Regions from separate parts of the Homo sapiens genome. Here region 1 is linked to region 2. A link is an interaction called in ENCODE POLR2A ChIA-PET data of the cell type or tissue named here. Cell type or tissue: Caco-2. All regions are shown on one strand. Links, peaks and the distances in the headings refer to the core of each region. The heading gives the core; the rest is flanking DNA.

The links. ChIA-PET counts read pairs that join two places held together with the same protein. Peaks named below come from ENCODE experiments on the same cell type or tissue, not always from the same donor. Only the 100,000 strongest peaks of a DNase experiment are listed, where the experiment ranks them.
Region 1: POLR2A ChIA-PET joins it to region 2 with 6 read pairs; 3 of 35 experiments call an interaction of 5 or more read pairs at or near these places.

What each region holds. Positions count from the first base shown.
Region 1 is chr14:63,464,224-63,469,605 of GRCh38, forward strand. All of the region lies in intron 2 of PPP2R5E (protein phosphatase 2 regulatory subunit B'epsilon), which reads right to left. Among named protein-coding and RNA genes, the nearest start is that of PPP2R5E, 76 kb to the right of the region's middle. In Caco-2, for the core only: no CTCF peak of the experiment used is centred there; no DNase peak of the experiment used is centred there.
Region 2 is chr14:63,395,261-63,400,642 of GRCh38, forward strand. PPP2R5E (protein phosphatase 2 regulatory subunit B'epsilon) reads right to left here. Exons shown (of 14, transcript NM_006246.5): 6 at 1,326-1,456; 7 at 1-25. Among named protein-coding and RNA genes, the nearest start is that of GPHB5, 79 kb to the left of the region's middle. In Caco-2, for the core only: no CTCF peak of the experiment used is centred there; a DNase peak (open chromatin) is centred at 2,001.

The DNA of each region.
Region 1 (5,382 bases), core at 245-5,244, 69 kb after region 2:
CAGGAAGAGACAAATAATAGAAACTAAAAATAATAAACATGTTATACGGTGTATGCTATGGGGAATAATAGTGTGCAGGGCAAGGGGGACTAGGCACGCTGGGGTTGAAGGGTACAATGTTAAACAGAGCATTCACCTGGAAGATGACATTTGAGCAAATACTTGAAGGAAGTGGGGTAGTCAGCCAAGGCTGTCTGGGGAAGAGTGTCCCAAGGAGAGAAATGGCAAGTGCAAGGTACTGTGGCAGGAAGAAGGAGCATGCTGGTGAATCTGATGATCAGCAAAGAAGTGAATGTGGCTGGAGCTGGAGTGGAAAGTGGGGAAGAAAAGGACAGAAGAAGAAAGGACAAGTGGCTGCAGAAGATCATCTTGGGTCTTGTGAAACACGGTGAGGACTTTGGCCTGGAATCTGGTTCTGAATTAGAATCACACTTTTACTGTTTACTGACAATGGACAAGCCACTTACTTCTCTGAGCATTAGTTTCCTTGCATGTAAAATTAAGAAAATATACTCTGGCCAGGCACGGTGGCTCATGCCTGTAATCCCAGCACCTCGGGGAGGCCGAGGTGAGCGGATTACCTGAGGTCAGGAGTTCAAAACCAGCCTGGCCAACATGGTGAAACCCCGTCTTTACTAAAAATATAAAAATTAGCCAGGTGTGGTGGCATGTGTCTGTAGTTCCAGCTATTTGGGAGGCTGAGGCAGGAGAATCGCTCAAACCCAGGAGGCAGAGGTTGCAACGAGCCGAAATTGTGCCACTGCACTCCAGCCTGGGTGACATAGTGAGACTCTGTCTCAAGAAGAAGAAAAAAAAAAAAAGACAAGAAAAGAAAAAGAAAATGTACTTCACAGGGTTGAGTAAAGATTAAATGAAAAATCATTTCTAGGGTGGAAAGTGCTTTCCACAAAAAAGTCATCATTCGTTTGACAAATATTTATCAAGTATCTATAAATACTGTATGGAATCAATTTCCTATTTCATAACTTATTAAAACTATCTTCTGTGCAGAAATACTTATATTTGCTATTTCTGGCACACCTTCAAAATTAGTTTTAAACAATTTTTTAATTTTATTCTGAAGTATTTCTAGAAACATTAAATTTTTGACCGGGCATGGTGGCTCACGCCCGTAATCCCAGCACTTTGGAAGGCTGAGGCAGGAGGATCACTGGAGTCCAAGAGTTCGAGACCAGCCTGGGCAACATGGTAAAACTCCACCTCTACAAAAAAAAAAAAAAAAAAAAAAACAACAACTAACAAAAGATTAGCCAGGCCTGTAGTCTCAGCTACTTAGGAGGCTGAGGTCAGAGGATGGCTTGAGCCCAAGAGGCAGAAGCTGCCGTGAGCCGTGATTGCACCACTGCGCTCCAGCCTCGGTGACACGGTAAGACCCTGTTTCAAAAAAAAATTTTTTTTAAAGAAACATTAATTTTTTGTTAAAATTTTATTCTAGTAATACCAAACTTGAATTAAACAAAGGCCATCTATTTAGAACTCTCAAATAACCATAACTTCTCTTCTGCACTTGTCTTTTAAGACAAGGAGCAAATCATAAAATCCTAATTTGATAAAAAGGAATTACGGAACAAATTTCCAGGATGTGCCTGAGAGTCAGCATCACTGAAGCCCAATTTTCAGTCAGGTTCAGAAGTATGAGAAACAAAAATCTTCAAGAAAAAAGATTATTTTTTATTTACGCCATGCTTATAAGGTAAGGAAATAAGTTAATGGAATTAAAGATTTTCAGCAAGCATGTAACATTCAATTGACCCTCCCTCCCCACAACCCGGCCAAAAAAACGGCAATAAAAGGAGACATTATTTTCAAGCATTTCAGTTAATTGAGGGTCCTTCCCCAAGAGATTACTTCTAAAGGGGATAAAATGGCCTATGTATTTTCCATTTGTTTTGAAGATTAACATCAACACCAATTGTTTCAGAATAAAATGAACCTGCAGCTATTTTAACAGCCCACTTATCTGTTAATTCATAATTTATAGTTGATCAAAGACATCATGAAACTTAAAAAAAAAAAGTTTTAAAAATACAAAAAAAAAAAAACAACAACAAGAGTCAATCCAATGTTGCAATGCCAGCTTAGAGATGCTATTTTTGAACCTCTGTTGGGATTTTAAAGTATGAGAGCTTAAGCTCCTGAGACTGACACAGGACTGAGAACAGTGGAATAGCTTCTAATCCCAAGAGTAATAAAGAGTGTAAATTTATAATTAAAGTCATAATCTCAGCAGTAAAATCCAGGGATGGCATGTAGTACACAGGCATGTAGTACACAGTCCCCTAATTGTGAAGCTCTCCCATGCTTCATACAAAAGATACTACTTAATTAATATAGTTAAATACAAATGTAAGTCCACATAGAACAGTTGAGGAAATCCAAAATTCAAATCTGAAATACCATGCCAAGAGACAAGAAACCCATTTCAAAGCTTTATTTCCTCGTGTGTATAAAAGCAGAATTATTCAAGCATAAAACAATAAAGACGGAGAAACTTACAAGTGTGTACTTACGTATGTATGTGTGTATACATATGTGTATACATACATATGTGTATGTATGTATGTGTGTATGAACAGTTTTGAGTATATGACTCCAAAATCAAAACTTGGAGAACAGTAATGCAGAGAGTTTAAAAAGGACAGCGAACGTGTCTGGGAAGCTTAACACTTTCAGAACAGAAAAGTATTTAAAAACATTATTGGCCGGGTGCAGTGGCTCACGCCTGTAATCCCAGCACTTTGGGAGGCCAAGGCAGGCAAATCACGAGGTCAGGAGATCGAGACCATCCTGGCTAACACGGTGAAACCCCGTCTCTACTAAAAATACAAAAAATTAGCCGGGCGTGGTGGCAGGCGCCTGTAGTCCCAGCTACTCGGGAGGCTGAGGCAGGAGAATGGCATGGACCTGGGAGGCGGAGCTTGCAGTGAGCCGAGATCTTGCCACTGTCCAGCCTGGGTGACAGAGCAAGACTCCGTCTCAAAAAAAACAAACAAACAAACAAAAAAAACACTATTTACAACATGTTCCTTCTATGCTGCTGGTTTCCTAGCCACAAAACATCCGTCTCCAAGGGTAAGACAGTCACTGAAACCTAAAGATATGCATGCTTACAGTGCAATTCTAAGCACAGCCTTTTTCTGAATTTTGATATAATTCAGCATTCTATGTCTAATACTGTAACCCAGAGTTTAGCTAAACATGCCATGGGGTAGTACAAACATTTTCTCTTCAGATTGTACTGAAAATGACTTTCCCTTTCAGAAAACATATTATATAACTCTATCTTCCACTTAAGGAGCCAGACCACATATGAGAAATAAGAGTTGACCTTAATAAGTATAATAAAGTTAAAACTAAGCTCGGCAACTAGGTCCACTATCTCAAAAGTCTGTCAGTTATAATTCTGGAAAAACATCACAGAAACGTTTAAGATGTCAAATGAATTCGATTTCTTTCAGCATAATTGGGAACTTGAAAAAGAAATGTAAGCCCATTCTGCATTCTTCCAGATGGCTGAGGTTGTCCTTGGGGTCACACACACACAGACTTTGAAATCAGGGGACCTGGGTTCCAATCAGGCTCCAGCTGGGCAATTTTGGGCAGTATAGTGTGACAGCTAAGACGATGGGCTACAGAGTTAGACTGCCTGGAGTCCAAGGTCAGCTTTGCCACTTCCTAGCTGGAAAAGCTTAGGTGAGTCTCTAGCCCTTAGTTTCCTCATCTATAAATGAGGGTATAATAACAGCACCTACCCCACAGAGTTTACTTAAGAATTAAGTGAGTACATAAAAATAAAAACACATAGAAGAGTATCTGGGACACATTTGGTGCTCAATAAACTTTAACTGCTAAATTAATGTTGTTGTTAAAAAGCACTGCTGAGCCTTAGTATCTTTTACAAAATGAGCCTAAAAACAGTAGCTTTGTCACAGTGATAGCACGAGCGTTTAAGACACAGAATGTTTACTGAATATTTTCCATATTCTAGGCATTGTGTGAAACACAATGCCAGTCTTTTTTTTCAAAAATGAACAATATAAATTGTTGATACATATAGATCTCCCCTCCCTTTTTGGTATGTCTGGTTGTGTAAGCATATTTGAAGAAAATAATATTGACCTTGACCTACTAATATAATACCCAGTGAAATAACTTCAAAATAAAGTTGTAACTTGATTAGAGGAAAGGTAAGATGCTGACTCAATAGGTGAGATGAGTCAGCTATCAGTACATGCATCAGCAACGTGTCAAACTCCTGAAGGGTGAAGAGAGTTAGCATTTGGATGGAAGAATGAATGACAAACAGAGCATCTGGGACAGAGAAGCTAGAATTTATGAAGACTGCAACAATCTGGATGAGCACTGCCAAAACAAGGATACCACTTGGGTCTCACACATCAAGGCTTCTTCTGATATAATCAGGTTTATGCAAAATGTGCAAAGGAAATAAATAAACAAGCAATGTTCGACAGCTTTGTCCTTGGAGCCAAAATTTTAAATTAGTATCATACTCACAAATATTAATACTTATATATACTAACTAAAAGTAATAATAGTAACTTACACTTAGAGTTCTTTACAACATATTCAAAACAAACAGTATTAACCTCCCACTAAAATAACATAAAATACTAAACCACTTCAAAGTATCTCTAAACCTTTCTTTTCCCCACACACTCTGTTATTTAGAGATCTAAGGACTTAACTAAAATTTTGCAAACTTTTAATTGCCTCCTAGAAGGGTTCAGACTAAGTCTGGAAGGGATATGATAGGTGGTTTCAACCTTCCCACAACACGAATTTGTTTAGAATCTACCATGTTTAACTTAATCATTCATTCATTCATTCCACAAATATTTACAGAACACTTTTTACATGCCAGGCACTAGTCTAGGCTATAAATATACACTATTAAGCAAAACCAAACTTCATGTTCTTAGCCTTCATGAAGCTTACAGACCAAATGGAGAGAAACCCTAATTAAATGACCATATAGATAAATATAAAAGTTAAAACATTTTACATTACAAAAAAAGGTACAAGAAGATATTATAAGGGCATATGTTGTAAAGAATGAAAACAAATGGATCTACTCTCAAAAAAAGTACAGTCCAGGGGGAAGCAAGATTTGCACCTATTAATAATGGCAAAAAATACAATTAAAGTGGCCGGGCGCGGTGGCTCACGCCTGTAATCCCAGCACTTTGGGAGGCCGAGGCGGGCTGATCACGAGGTCAGGAGATCAAGACCATCCTGGCTAACACGGTGAAAACCCATCTCTACTAAAAAAATACAAAAAAGTAGCCAGGCGTGGTGGCGAGCGCCTGTAGTCCCAGCTACTCAGGAGGCTGAGGCAGGAGA
Region 2 (5,382 bases), core at 73-5,072:
GAAGTGTTCTGTTTCATAAACAAACCTGAGAGAAGAGGAGAAAAGGGAGGAGAAAGGAGGAGAGGAGGAGGAGAAGGAAGGGATAAAAAGAGGAGGAGGAGGAGGAGAAGGGGGAGGAGGAGGAGAAGAGGAGGAGGAGGAGGAGAGCGGGGAAGAGAGGAGGAGAGGGAGGACAAGGGGGAAGAGAGAAGGAGGAGGAGGAGGGGGGAAGAGAGGAGGAGGAGAGGAGGGGGGAAGAGAGGAGGAGGAGAGGAGGGAAGAGAGGAGGAGGAGAGGAGGGAAGAGAGGAGGAGAGGAGGGAAGAGAGGAGGAGAGGAGGGAAGAGAGGAGGAGAGAGGGGAAGAGAGGAGATGGGGGAGAGATGGGGGAAGAGAGGAGAGGGAGGAGAAGATGGGGAGAGAGGGGGAGGAGAGGAGGGAAGAGCGGAGGAGAGAGGGGAGAAGAGGGGGGAGGAGAGGGTGGAAGGGAGGAGGAGCAGAGGGAAAAGGGAGGAGGAGGGGGGAAGAGAGGAGGAGACGGGGGAGAGATGGGGGGAAGAGAGGAGGAGAGGGAGGAGGAGAGGAGGAGGAGGGGGAGGGGGAGAAAAGGAGGGAAGAGAGGAGTCGGGGAGGAGAGGAGAAGGGGGGAAGAGAGGAGGGGAGCGGGAAGATGGGGGAGGGAGAGGTGGGGGAAGAGAGGAGGACAGGGAGGAGAAGAGGAGGAGAAGGGGGAGGGGGAGAAAAGGAGGGAAGAGACGGGGGAGGAGAGGAGAAGGGGGGAAGAGAGGGGAGGGGGAAGATGGGGGAGGGAGAGGTGGGGGAAGAGAGGAGGAGAGGGAGGAAAAGAGGAGAAGGGGGAGGGGGCAGGAGAGGAGGAGAGCGGGGAGGAGAGGAGGAGAGGGAGGGAGAAAGGAGGAGGACAGGGGATAGAGGAGGAGGAGGAGAGAGGAGAGGAAAAGAGGAGAGGAGGAGGAGATGGGGGAGGAGGAGAAGGGGGAGGAGAAAAGCAGGGGAGAGGGAAGAGGAGGGGGAAAGTAGGGGGAGAGGAGGGATAGAGAAGAAGCAGTGGGGGGAGGAGGGAGAGGAAGAGGAAAAGAGGAGGAAGAGGAGGGTGGGAGGAGAAGATGGGGGAGGAGAGGAGAAGATGGGGGAGGAGAGGAGAAGATGGGGGAGGAGAGGAGGGGGAGGGGGTAGAGGAAGAGGCAGGAGAGTCAGTAGAATGAAGGAAGGCAGGCAGAAAGGGAGAAAGAGAAGTCAGTACACCGTTTTCAGATATTTGAGATTTACTTAATACTCATAAAAACACCAACTTTGCTTCTCCTTCTTCCCCCATCACACTCCACTTACCTTAGAAAAATATTGTTAATCTGTTTTCGGATAAATGCTCTAAGACCAAGAAACTTGCCATAAATTCTGTGTAAGACTGTTTTTAAGTAGTCCCGTTCCCGAGGGTCTTCGCTGTCAAATAGCTCCAGAAGCTGTTGTAAATGAAAGACATTATAGCTGTCAAAGGCGGTTTCAGAAAAGGATTTAGGAATTCTATTATTTAAAATCCCCTTCTTCCTTCCTCAAAAAATGTGTTGAATATCTATTATGTGCCAAGCACAGTGCTAGTCTTTGGGCATATCATGATAAACAAGTCAGACAAGGAGCTTATATTCCACTAAAGAAATACAAATACAAAATAACAACAATAAAAGTAATAATATGAATAATAGCTAATACACATATGGCACTTACTGTGATCATCAGGCAATTTTCCAAGCAATCTACATATTAATCCTCCCAATGAGATAGTTTTGTCCCCCTTTTACAGAAGAGGAAACTGGGGCACATAGGGTTAAGTAACGTGCCCACGGTCTCACAGCTAATAGGTGGTAAAGCTAGAATTTGAACCCCAGCAGTTGAGGCCAAAAGTCCGTAGCTCAACCACTGCACTATGCTACCTACTGATATTCCAAATATGCAGTTAAAATAAGCTGACTGCCTGTGGTGACTCATGCCTGTAATCCCAGCACCTGGGGAGGCCAAGGCAGGCGCATCACCTGAGGTCAGGAGTTTAAGACCAGCCTGGCCAACATGGTGAAACCCCGTCTCTAGTAAAAATACAAAAATTAGCCAGGTGTGGTGGCGGGCACCTGTAATCCCAGCTACTCAGAAGGCTGAGGCAGGAGAATCACCTGAACCCAGGAGGCAGAGGTTACAGTGAGCTGCGATCGCGCCATTGCACTCCAGCCTGGGCCATAGAGCAAGATTCGGTCTTTAAAAAAAAAAAAAAAAAAAAAAAAAAAAGGATAAGCCTTCAGCTCTACTAGAACATCTAGGAAAATGAAAAAACCTGAATCAAAACAAACATCAAAATGTCTCAATGATACTGGCAATGGTCCTTTTTAGATCCAGACTCTTGTTATGTAGGTGTGCTCACTCTGTAAATAGTCAACGAAGTGAACATTGATTATTTCTGTTGTATGTTATATGTGAATAACTTTTTTTTTTTTTTTTTGAGATGGAGTATTGCTCTGTTGCCCAGGCTGGAGTGCAGTGGCACGATCTCAGCTCACTGCAACCTCCGCCTCCTGTGTTCAAGCAAGCAATTCTCCTGTCTCAGCCTCCTGAGTAGCTGGGACTAAAGGCACCTACCACCGTGCCCAGCTAATTTTTTGTATTTTTAGCAGAGACAGGGTTTCACCATATTGGTCAGGCTAGTCTCAAACTCCAGAACTCAGGTGATCCACCCACCTCAGCCTCCCAAAGTGCTGGGATTAGAGGTGTGAGCCACCATGCCTGGCTGTGAATAACATGTTTAAGTTCCCAAACATTTGTAATCTAAAGTTAATAACCAAATCCTGATAACATCACATCTACATGCTCAAAATGAGGTCCACGCAACTAGTCCAAAAGAGGTAACAAGCTAAAGTTTCAGCCAAATGCCAGTGAGCACAACAGATTCAACTCAATCTCTATCAAAAGTTCTAGCTGCTTTGTTTTTGTATCATTGACAAGTTGATCCTAAAATTCATATGGAAATGCAAGAGAACCAGAAGAGCCAAAATACTCTTGAGGGAAACAAAACTTGAAAGATTCACACTTCTCTATTTCAAAACTTAGTCCAAAATACCAAGACAGTGTGGTACTGGCATAAAGACAGACATACAGATTAATGGAATAGAATTAAGAGCCCAAAAGTAAGCCCTCACATTTATGGTCAACTGATTTTCAACAAGAATGGTCAATAAACCATGAAAAGTGCTCTATTTTATTGATCATTACAGAAAAGCAAACCCTGGCTCACGCCTGTAATCCTAGCACTTTTGGAGGCCGAGGGGGTAGATCACGAGGTCAGGGGTTTGAGATCAGCCTGGCCAACATGGTGAAATCCTGTCTCCACTAAAAATACAAAAATTAGCCAGGCGTGCTGGCACATGCCTGTAATCCCAGGTATTCGGGAGGCTGAGGCAGAAGAATTGCTTGAACCTGGGAGGTGGAGTTTGCAGTGAGCCGAGATCGCGCTGCTGCACTACAGCCTAGGCAACAGAGGAAGACTCCATCTCAGAAAAAAAGAAAAGAAAAGAAAACCCAACCAACAAAGAGATACTCATTGGATGGCTATAATGAAAAAGAGGGATAATAAAAAGTGTTGGCGAGGATATGGAGAAACTGGAACCCTCATACATTGTTGGTAAGAATGTAAAATGGTGCAGCTATTTCAGAAAACAGTTTGGCAGTTCCTTAAATCTCCCACAGAGTTACTATATGACTAAGCGATTCCACTTTCATGTATATATCCAGCAGAACCGAAAACACATGTCCACACAAAAACTTGTACACAGATGTTCATGGGAGCAATATTCATAATAGCTAAAAACTGAAACAACCCAAATATCCGTCAACTGATAAACAAAATGGGATGCCATGGAATATTATTCAGCCATAAAAAGGAACAAAGTAACTGATACATGTTACAACATCAATGAATCTTTCAAACATCATGCTAAGTAAGTAAAAGAAACCAGACACAGAAGGCCATACAATGTATGACTCCATTTATGTGAAATAAGCAGAATAGGCAAATCCATAGTGACAGAAAGTAGAATGGGGAGTGGCTACTAATAGGTCTGGATTTCTTTCTTTTTTTTTTTTTTTTTTTTTTTTTTTTTTTTGAGACAGAGTCTTGCTCTGTCACTAGGCTGGAGTGCAGTGGCGCTATCTCGGCTTACTGAAACCTCCGCCTTCCGGGTTCAAGCGATTCTCCTGCTTCAGCCTCCTGTGGGTCTGGATTTCTTTGAGGGATGATAAAAACATCCTGCAATGATACTGTGGTGATGGTTGCATGACTCTGTAAACATACTAAAAACCACTAAATTGGAAACTTTAAAATGGTGAATTTTATGGTGTATGAATTACAACACAATAAATCTGCTACCTTTACAAAAAGTCAGTGTGCAAGTTCCTCTGGCTGAAGAACAAACTTGGAAATTGGTTTGAATGTTACTGAGTTGTTTTTTTTAACATTCATCATCATTGCAATAAAGCAAAATTCAGTTCTAGTGTCTTTACAGCAAAACATTTCAAGAGCACATAACACACAAATTAGACTACCATCGTCATCAAAAAGGCTATCCAGATATATGTAAGTTTGACCTCAGGTGATTTAGACATGAGGTTGACACTGACAGCAGAATAAAAACCTCATGGTCAATAATCGAATGTGCTTTTGTTCGGTGTTTTAATTTGAATAAAAGACAAGAGTTATGGACCAAAAAAAGGCCCCTCAAACATGGCAGGAAACGCAAACTAAAGGATGGTCTTCAAAAATAGGTAGAGACAGGACACAATTTTTAGCTACATAATGCCATCCACCATCCATCTATCATTCATTCATCTGTTCATTTTAAAAATGAGTATTTCAAGTAAATATTTATGGTGTGCTTATTAAAAGCCAGCCAGTGGGCGAGCTGTCAGGGATACAATGATAAGCAAGACAGATACAGTCTTTGCTTTCTCAGAGCCTATTCTAATGGGGAATACAAACAAGTAAATAAACAGCATGTTAAGTAGTTCAGGATGTTGTATAAATACACAGCAGACACATCTACTGTATTTGGAAGAAGTGGAGTGATCAGCAAAGGCTTCTAAAGGAAGAGACATCCAGGCTGACCGATGAAGAAATGAGGAGTTAGAAGTGGGATATGAGTGCTCCTCACAGGTTCAATAGTACATGCTTTTCCTAGCAGCCTATCCAAACAGAAGATGTTGTTAACTACAGCTCTCTGCCCATTCAGCAATACAATAAATACATACGTACTGAGTTCTTTCTATGTGCCAGCGATGGTCCTCATTGCTGGACATACACATTGTTGAACAATTTTGGAGCCCATCAGGGGAGGTAATGGGCAAGTTAATA